Linked DNA regions of Homo sapiens: all the other regions are linked to region 3. A link is a contact called in ENCODE Hi-C or POLR2A ChIA-PET data. All regions are on one chromosome and are shown on one strand. The core of a region is the stretch at or near the end of the contact, and the rest is flanking DNA. Distances in the headings are between cores, read along the strand shown.

The links. Hi-C counts contacts between places; a loop is a spot of excess contacts on that map. ChIA-PET counts read pairs that join two places held with the same protein, here RNA polymerase II (POLR2A). Pooled maps may share reads with other maps.
Region 1: a loop to region 3 is called in a map of heart left ventricle, with 4 times the contacts of the local background. The contact joins the promoter of EPB42 here to the enhancer-like site in region 3. A Hi-C loop is called at or near these places in 1 of 168 maps with a recorded cell type or tissue (heart left ventricle). POLR2A ChIA-PET finds 5 or more read pairs at or near these places in 3 of 52 experiments (MCF 10A, activated CD4-positive, alpha-beta T cell and activated T-cell).
Region 2: a loop to region 3 is called in a map of sigmoid colon, with 5 times the contacts of the local background. The contact joins the promoter of TMEM62 here to the enhancer-like site in region 3. A Hi-C loop is called at or near these places in 2 of 168 maps with a recorded cell type or tissue (mammary epithelial cell and sigmoid colon) and 6 of 50 pooled maps. POLR2A ChIA-PET finds 5 or more read pairs at or near these places in 12 of 52 experiments (BJ, CD4-positive, alpha-beta T cell, GM12878 and 9 more).

What each region holds. Positions count from the first base shown.
Region 1 is chr15:43,219,682-43,222,381 of GRCh38, forward strand. It overlaps EPB42 (erythrocyte membrane protein band 4.2), which reads right to left and starts at 1,337. Exons shown (of 13, transcript NM_001114134.2): 1 at 1,135-1,337. The coding sequence starts at 1,144.
Region 2 is chr15:43,132,081-43,134,847 of GRCh38, forward strand. It overlaps TMEM62 (transmembrane protein 62), which reads left to right and starts at 1,506. Exons shown (of 14, transcript NM_024956.4): 1 at 1,506-1,902; 2 at 2,177-2,288. The coding sequence starts at 1,723. RefSeq lists silencers at 1,294-1,353, 1,574-1,973, 2,164-2,375.
Region 3 is chr15:43,167,407-43,170,106 of GRCh38, forward strand. TMEM62 (transmembrane protein 62) reads left to right here. Exons shown (of 14, transcript NM_024956.4): 11 at 2,187-2,271. Among named protein-coding and RNA genes, the nearest start is that of CCNDBP1, 17 kb to the right of the region's middle. RefSeq lists an enhancer at 1-505. Within about 2 kb of position 1,310, at least 6 of the 41 ENCODE cell types and tissues checked have a DNase peak (open chromatin) inside an H3K27ac peak, as active enhancers do; they include mammary epithelial cell, where a contact is called at or near this core.

The DNA.
Region 1 (2,700 bases), core at 87-2,586, 52 kb after region 3:
TCACGCCTGTAATCCCAGAACTTTGGGAGGCCGAGGCGGAGGATCACGAGGTCAAGAGATCGAGACCATCCTGGCCAACAAGGTGAAACTCCGTCTCTACTAAAAATACAAAAAATTAGCCGGGCATGGTGGTGGGTGCCTGTAGTCCCAGCTACTCAGAAGGCTGAGGCAGGAGAATCACTTGAACCCAGGAGGCGGAGGTTGCAGTGAGCCGAGATTGCGCCACTGAACTCTAGCCTGGTGACAGAGAGAGACTCCGTTTAAAAAAAAAAAAAAAAAGGACAATTTATTGGTGTCTGCCCTATTTTCACAAGACGTGGCTGAGATTATTGACTTAATTCACCCAGAGTTCTTTTTCTTCCCTTCTCAGCTGTTGGTCTCAGCGTCAGTTGCCCTCCGCACACCAGACCAACCAGGGCAGGGGAGTGAGGCAGTTTCTATAGCAACAGAACCACAGCTGCACCCCACTGTCCCCACACCTCTGCACCATTTCCCTCTGCCTACCCGCTTGCTTCTCCCAGGACACAAAACAGCCAGGCAATTCCCAGGCCAGGATATAATAATTCCTGCCAAGAGTGCTGCGACTCTGACCACCTGTGTTGGTTTCTTGCTTTGTGTCTGCCTCTGCCCCTTTTAGGTGGATTCCCTGACTCCCTCCTCTCCTTCTCTCCCATTTGGTGTAGAAGCTGTGACACCTTCATGCTACCCAGGGTGTCTCTCATTTGTATCAGTAAGCTGTGAACACTTATGCTATGATGACCTTGGGATAAGAATATAAATCCATGTTAACCACCATCACCATCTCACCATCATACAACTATCATGACCAGTTTACCCCAACATGCTACCCCATAACCACCCCACAGCAACATCACCATCACCTCCGCCTCCGCCTCCACCAGCACCCATCATCACACCACGCTCCACAGCCAGCTCACTATCACCTCTACCAGCACCCACCTACCACACCCCCCCCCCACAGCCACCTCATTATCACCAGTACCCCCTCCCCCACCATAGTTATACCACCATCTCCCCGCCTACCATCCATCCCACTTCCTTTAATGAAAACAGGTGATGCTGCGGGGGCTGCATACAGTCCAGCAAGCCCTGTCGAGCGCTGGCTTGGCTCACCCTGTCCCATGGTTGCAGGCCGCTCCTCTTATCCACTTGGCCGCAGAAAGCGCCTCTCTCAAACTGTTGCTTCTGGGCTCCTTCTGGGCTTTCTGTCTTCCAGACAGAAAATATGAAGGCACTTTTGTTGGCTTAAGAATCTGGAAATAGCAAAACCTCCCCCCACTACTCCTGTGAGCACCCTGACATGTTTCTTCTCTCCTACTCCCTCTCTGCTGGTATCTCCTGGACCAGTTACTGGGAGTAACCCTGTTCATTTTATCTCTTGTGCCAGGAGGCCCAGGCAGGAATACGCCTGGCAGCCCTGGGGGAGGGGGTGGGATGGGGAAGACCTGCCAACTAGAGAAGCCTAGAACAAACCTTGAAGCCTCTTGCTTCAGTGGTCTCAAGAGACTCTCAGAGATGTTATCTGGACTGCACTGGAAGACTCTGGAAGAGAGGAGGCCACAAACAGGAGTCCCATATCCAACTCCAAATCTCAGGCCCTAAACGTGACAGGGGCTGCAAGTTGCAAGATGTTCATGGGCTGTTTTGATAATAGAGAGAACACGTGCATCTGCAATTTATCTGTGTGAAAAAGATAAGGAAGTAGAATTTGTTGGTGAAAAATAAATGTATTAAAAGTAGAAGCTGGGGCCCCAACTCTTCCAAGCCTACCTGGTCTGGGACCCTCTACCAGAGAAGGTTGGGAACTATCTTGGGACTCAGGCCCTATGTCTTTTCAATTTTTCTTTCTTTAGTTCCTGAAGAGACAAGAGAAGGATCTCATATTTGGCCCTACCTGGGCTTGTGAAACTGTGTTACCAGAAGCACTTTCAGGGCAGCTGTACTTGCTGCATATACATGAGACGTCTATAGAATGATATAAAACACACTGCCAAAAATATTGGTTGCCTGTGGGGAGGGGATCTGGGCAGTGGGGTAGAAAGGTTATCTTTCTGCTGTTTACTCTTTTATACTTTTAAAACTTTGAACTTTTGAACTCATTTGAAGGATCTTATTATGTAAAAAAAAAAAAAAAAAAAAAAAATGAAACTTCTGCCTTTCACTAGCGCAGTGGCTCATGCCTGTAATCCCAGCACTTTGGGAAGCCAAGTCAGGCGGATCACCTGAGGTCAGGAGTTCGAGACCAGCCTGGCCAATATGGTGAAACCCTCTCTCTACTAAAAATACAAAAATTAGCTGGGCGTGGTGGCAGGCGCCTGTACTCCCAGCTACTCAGGAGGCTAAGGCAGAAGAATTGCTTGAACCTGGGAGGCTGAGGTTGCAGTGAGCCAAGATCGTGCCACTGCACAGCCAGCATGGAGCAAGACTCCATCTCAGAAAAAAAAAAAAAAATCCTTCATAAGAAATGAAGAAGTTAATTTTTCATTATTTGAAGATGTCATTTTTTACCTGGAAAACTTGAATCTACTAACAATGATTATAAAAGGTAATTTAGTGAGCTGGCTAATACCAAAAGTATAGAAGCCAATAGTTTTCATACCTGCAATCAATAACAAGTCAGAAACTGTAATTAAAGACCCAACCTATAATAGCAACAACAACAAAAGGTGAAATTTCTAG
Region 2 (2,767 bases), core at 256-2,755, 35 kb before region 3:
TAAAATGGATAAAGTAAAAAAAGTTTAAAAATCCCTGTTTTGTCCTGAAATTTTAGTCTGTTCTGGATAAATAGGATTTTCTGAGAGAGATATGAGAAGTTGTAGCTCTGATGTCTAGCTGTAGTCTCCTGGGTCTGCTGATTGCATTATTTTAATTTGCTTTTCTGGGAAAGCAGTTTTGCTAAAAGCTGTACAGACTTTCCTTTGTACCTAGTAGTACTTTATATAGTATAGCTTTGGGCTATGTAGCATTTTAAGACTCAATTAATAAAAAATTAATCTGTTGCTGACTCTGTTAATTCCTATTTCCACATGTATTTCCTTGAAGAATTCAGGATACGACTTCTTGTGTATGACAGTTTTCCTTCACACACTATTTTTGTGGGTGTGTATATATCTGATTTGGGGAGAATTTAAAAAACACATAGCTTTTTAATTTGTTTGAAACAGACCTTTTGCCTGTTACATTTTGTGCTCTTAACCAATTAAAGAAGCCAATGACATGTTAGTTTTATATTGTGTTTTCCACTAGTATATCCCTGTTGATTTGTTTGTGCCTTTTATTAACTGCCATTTTCTAAAATTTTTTTCAATAAAGGGAAGACGTGAAAAAAATTACTCAGAACAGCAATATATAATAAACAATTAAAAAATCAACAATAAGGGAGTTGTTAGATAAATTAAGGTAGGGCTGAATCTAATTCTCCTGGGTCTGGCCCATAGGAAGTATTTAATACTTATTAAATGAATGGTATACTACCGTGTTGCAATATTATTTACTCAGGTGCATGTGAAATCAGTTTAAGGGAAAAATAACTTTCACAAAACATAGGAATTACATCTATAGAAAACCTATGCTGCCGGGCGCGGTGGCTCAGCCTGTAGTCCCAGCACTTTGGGAGGCGGAGGCGGGAGGATCGCTTGAACCTAGGAGTTCCGAGGCCAGCCCGGGCAACACAGACAGATCCCAGTCTCTACAAAAACTATATTTAAAAAATTAGCTGGGCGTGGTGGTGCGAGCCTGTAATTCCAGCTACTTAAGGTCAGGGAGGTCGAGGCTGCAGTGAGCCATGATCGCGCCACTGCATTCCTGCCTGGGGGATAGAGACCCTGTCTGAGAAGTGAAGGAAAGGGGAATGGTAGAGGGAAGGGGAAGAGAAAGAAAAGAAAACCTATGGAGGTACGTTAATAATCAGAAGGGGCCAGAGGAAGCCACCTGACACATTTGTGAGACAATTTAAAAGGCGTTCTCATACATTCTCACTTTGATACAACAACCCTGCAAAGTGCGCACGGAAGGTGTTATTAACTCCGTTTTACAGGTAAGGAGATCGACCCACTGAGGTCAGGAGTGACTGACCAAGGCGGAGCCAGGACTCTAGCCCCCGCCTCCCGGCCACTGGTCCCGGTCTCCTTCCCCGCCACCACTCGGCCACCGTCATTGGTGTTCAGAGTTTCGGTTCTCTTTTCTGTGATCGTATTACTTATGCAAAACGAGCCCAGTCACTTGCGCGGCCAGAGAGGGGCAGGTGCTGGGCGGCGGCTGACGGGCGCAGCACCCTAGGCCCAGTGTCTGGCTCCAGCCCCGCATCCGGCGCCGGCCCCGCATCCAGCTCTGGCCCTGCGACAATAGAGTCCGGAAGTGCAGGCAAAGCGGCTCCCGGGAGCGCCGCGCGGTCCTGCGCGGGATCAGCGAGGGCCGCGCCCCGGCGGGCGGGCGGCATGGCTGCAGTGCTGGCTCTCAGGGTGGTCGCGGGGTTGGCGGCCGCAGCGCTGGTGGCCATGCTCTTGGAGCACTACGGCCTGGCGGGCCAGCCCTCGCCGCTGCCGCGCCCCGCGCCCCCCAGGAGGCCGCACCCTGCGCCAGGGCCCGGAGACAGCAACATCTTCTGGGGCCTGCAGGTGACGCGGCGGGAAGCCGGGCCGGGAGGCAGGTGCAGATCGGGCACCGTGCGGTGGGACCCTTGCGGGTGTTGGGCCCCACGCTCCAGGCTGGGGACCTCAGTCAGATTGTAACTCGAGGCTCTGTCTAGTGCTGGCCCTGTCCTTACCTGGGGGGTTCGTTATGCATTGCCTCTTTGCCTTTTCCTTCTGCCCGAGAGAGCCGCTGAGCCGCCCCTCCCCATGCTGCCTCTTCCTGGCTCAGATCTCTCTGTTCAATACCTGTTTTCGGCAGATATCCGACATTCACCTGAGCAGGTTTCGAGATCCAGGCAGAGCGGTAGACTTAGAGAAATTCTGTTCTGAAACTATTGACATCATTCAACCAGCTCTCGTCCTAGCAACAGGTAGGGAGGCTTGCCGTGCTGTGGTGGTGGTCTGTGGTCCGCATGGTAGAACTCTAGCCAGGGCTGTGGCTTTTCATTTTGGGGACGTTGGGAGCAGTATAGCCACAGCCCCAGGTGAGCTCTGTGAGGTGGAAGAGATTGGACATTCTAACCCCTTTGCCTATGGATAACTGAATGAGTCAAGATCCAGGCAAAATGATTTGACGTAGCAAGGTTTTGTCAAAGCAGTAGAAGCAAGGCTCCTGGTTCTCATGTCAGTCTGTTGTCTGATATATTTGTATCTGGTTTTTGTTCTTGTTGTTGTTACAGTTCTGGTTGTGAGAATTAGGGAAAAGCCTGTAACCACGAATCAGAAGTTCTCTTCTTTTGCTAACTTTTCTATTTTCTTTACATTATTAATCTTATATTTTCAGTTGTTTGAGGCTTCCGGTGACCCAGGGCACTTTTTCTTCATCCTTTGATAGTTTTATGACTTAAGT
Region 3 (2,700 bases), core at 60-2,559:
CGGGGCGGTTGCCAGGCAGAGGGTCTCCTCACTTCTCAGACGGGGCGGCCCGGCAGAGACGCTCCTCACATCCCGGACGGGGCGGCAGGGCAGAGGCGCTCCCCACATCTCAGACGATGGGCAGCCGGGCAGAGACGCTCCTCACTTCCTAGATGGGATGGCGGCCGGGAAGAGGCGCTCCTCACTTTCTAGATGTGATGGCGGCCAGGCAGAGACGCTCCTCACTTTCCAGACTGGGCAGCCAGGCAGAGGGGCTCCTCACATCCCAGACGATGGGCGGCCAGGCAGAGACGCTCCTCACTTCCCAGACGGGGTGGCGGCCGGGTAGAGGCTGCAATCTCGGCACTTTGGGAGGCCAAGGCAGGCTGCTGGGAGGTCGAGGTTGTAGCGAGCCGAGATCACGCCACTGCACTCCAGCCTGGGCACCATTGAGCACTGAGTGAACGAGACTCCGTCTGCAATCCCGGCACCTCGGGAGGCCGAGGCTGGCGGATCACTCATGGTTAGGAGCTGGAGACCAGCCCGGCCAACACAGCGAAACCCCGTCTCCACCAAAAAAATACGAAAACCAGTCAGGCGTGGCGGCGCACGCCTGCAATCGCAGGCACTCGGCAGGCTGAGGCAGGAGACTCAGGCCGGGAGGTTGCAGTGAGCCGAGATGGCAGCGGTACAGTCCAGCTTCGGCTCGGCATCAGAGGGAGACTGTGGAAAGAGAGGGAGAGGGAGACCGTGGGGAGAGAGAGGGAGAGGGAGAGGGAGAGGGAGACGGAGACGGAGAGGGAGAGGGAGAGGGAGAGGGAGAGGGAGAGGGGTCTTTTGTTTTCTTTCCTCACTTTTCCCCAAGCAGAAGGAGCCTCTCTCTTTGCTGGCCTGCCTGGATATGTGGGAGAGGTGACCACAGTTTGTACCGTTCTGGGTCACACCTGAATTCACCATAGTACTGGGTCTTGTCCAAGTTCTGTGGTGACTACTGCTTGGCTACTGCTGATGTTTATTCAAGGCCCAGGGGCTCTTTAGTCAGCAGATGGTGAATCTTGCCAGGACATGGTCTTTCTCTTCAACACAGCAGGTTTTCTTCTGGCCCAGGCTGAGTCTAGAAATGCCATCCAGGAGTGAGGGCCTGGGCTCAGAGGCTTCAGGAATCTGCTTGGTGCTTTATTTTTACTGTGGCTGAGCTGGTACCCAGGTGGCAAAACAAAGTCCTCTTTACTTTTCTCTCTTGTTTCCACAAGAGGAAGGAGTCTCTCTTTGAGCTGCACTGCCTGGAGAGTTGGGGGATGGGTGACACAAGTACTCCCCTGGCCACCACAACTGGTGTCTCACTGGGTCTTGTGCACTCCATTTCCACTGGCTCTGAGCCCAACATAGTACCCAGATTTGCCCAAGGACTGCAGTCCTTGTGGCTTGACTGCCTTTCAAGTTTATTCAGGACCCTAGGGCACTTGTTTAGTCAGCTGGTGCTGGAGCTAGCTGGAACTCAGGTTCCTACCACTGGGGCAGAGGATTGCCCTCTGGCAAGGGCCAGCTTAAATGCTCCCTCTGTGGGTGCTGGCAGAATTCTGCCCTGTGTTGTGTTCCCCTGTGACAGCACTGAGTTCCAACGCAAAGTCTCACAGTCATTTTGCTCTCTCCCACAAGTGCACAGATTATCTCTGCCACAGAATGGGGGAAGGGTGGTGTAGGCAATGAAGTACTGTGTTGTCTACGCTTTTTAGTGCCTCTTTCCTTGATATGATGTTAAAACCAGGTACTGTGATCACTCATCTGATTTTTGGTTCTTATGAAAGTGCTTTCTTGTGGGGATAGTTGTTCAATTTGGTGTTCTGAGGGGAAAGGGGTGGATGATTGCTGGAAGGTTCTATTTGGCCATCTTGCTTTACCTCCTCCAAAAGGGGCTTGTTATGAATAACAATAGGTATTCCTTTTACTTTATCACTCTAGAGCTGTTTTAGGAGCCAGAGACAAAATCCAAATGTTATAACAATATGCTCCTATCCTTGTTATCACTTAGAAAATTACAAGGATTTTAGGAGCTCTGACCAGTGGGGACAAAGACCAAAATATGTATTTCTTATATCACAGTATCACAGATGCCATTTCCATTTTTGTTAATAAGGCTACTTTAAAAATCTTAACTGAAAGTGTACCCATGTATCTATTTCACGTTAACATCTATTTCCCTGCAGGCCCGGGTCCTTTTTGTGCTGATTGTGCTGAGCCAGCTCACCATTCTCATTATTTTTAGATATCGAGGATACCCAGAGCTTAAAGGTTAGTTATGGTTCCTTTTATTCCTATAAGCCTTGTTCATGGAAAAAACCAAACTCCGTAAAATATTTTAAAGAGGTTTATTCTAAGCCAATATGAATGACCATGGCCCAGGGAAAACACAAACTCAAGAAGCCTTGAGTAAATGGTCCTGAGGCAGTTGGATTACAGTTGGGATTTATACATTTTATGGAGGCAGGGGTTATAGGAAAAGACATAAAGCAATACATGGAAGGTATGCATTGCTTCGGCCCCAAAAGTTGGGATATCTTGAAGTGGGGGCTTACAGGTTTTACGGGGATTCAGAGATTCTTTAATTTGCAATTGGTTAAAGGACTGAGGCTCTGTCTAAAACTTGTCAGCAGAAAGGAATGTTTACGTTAAGATAAGGATGCTAGGTCAGCCACAATATACTGGGTGAAAAATGACCTG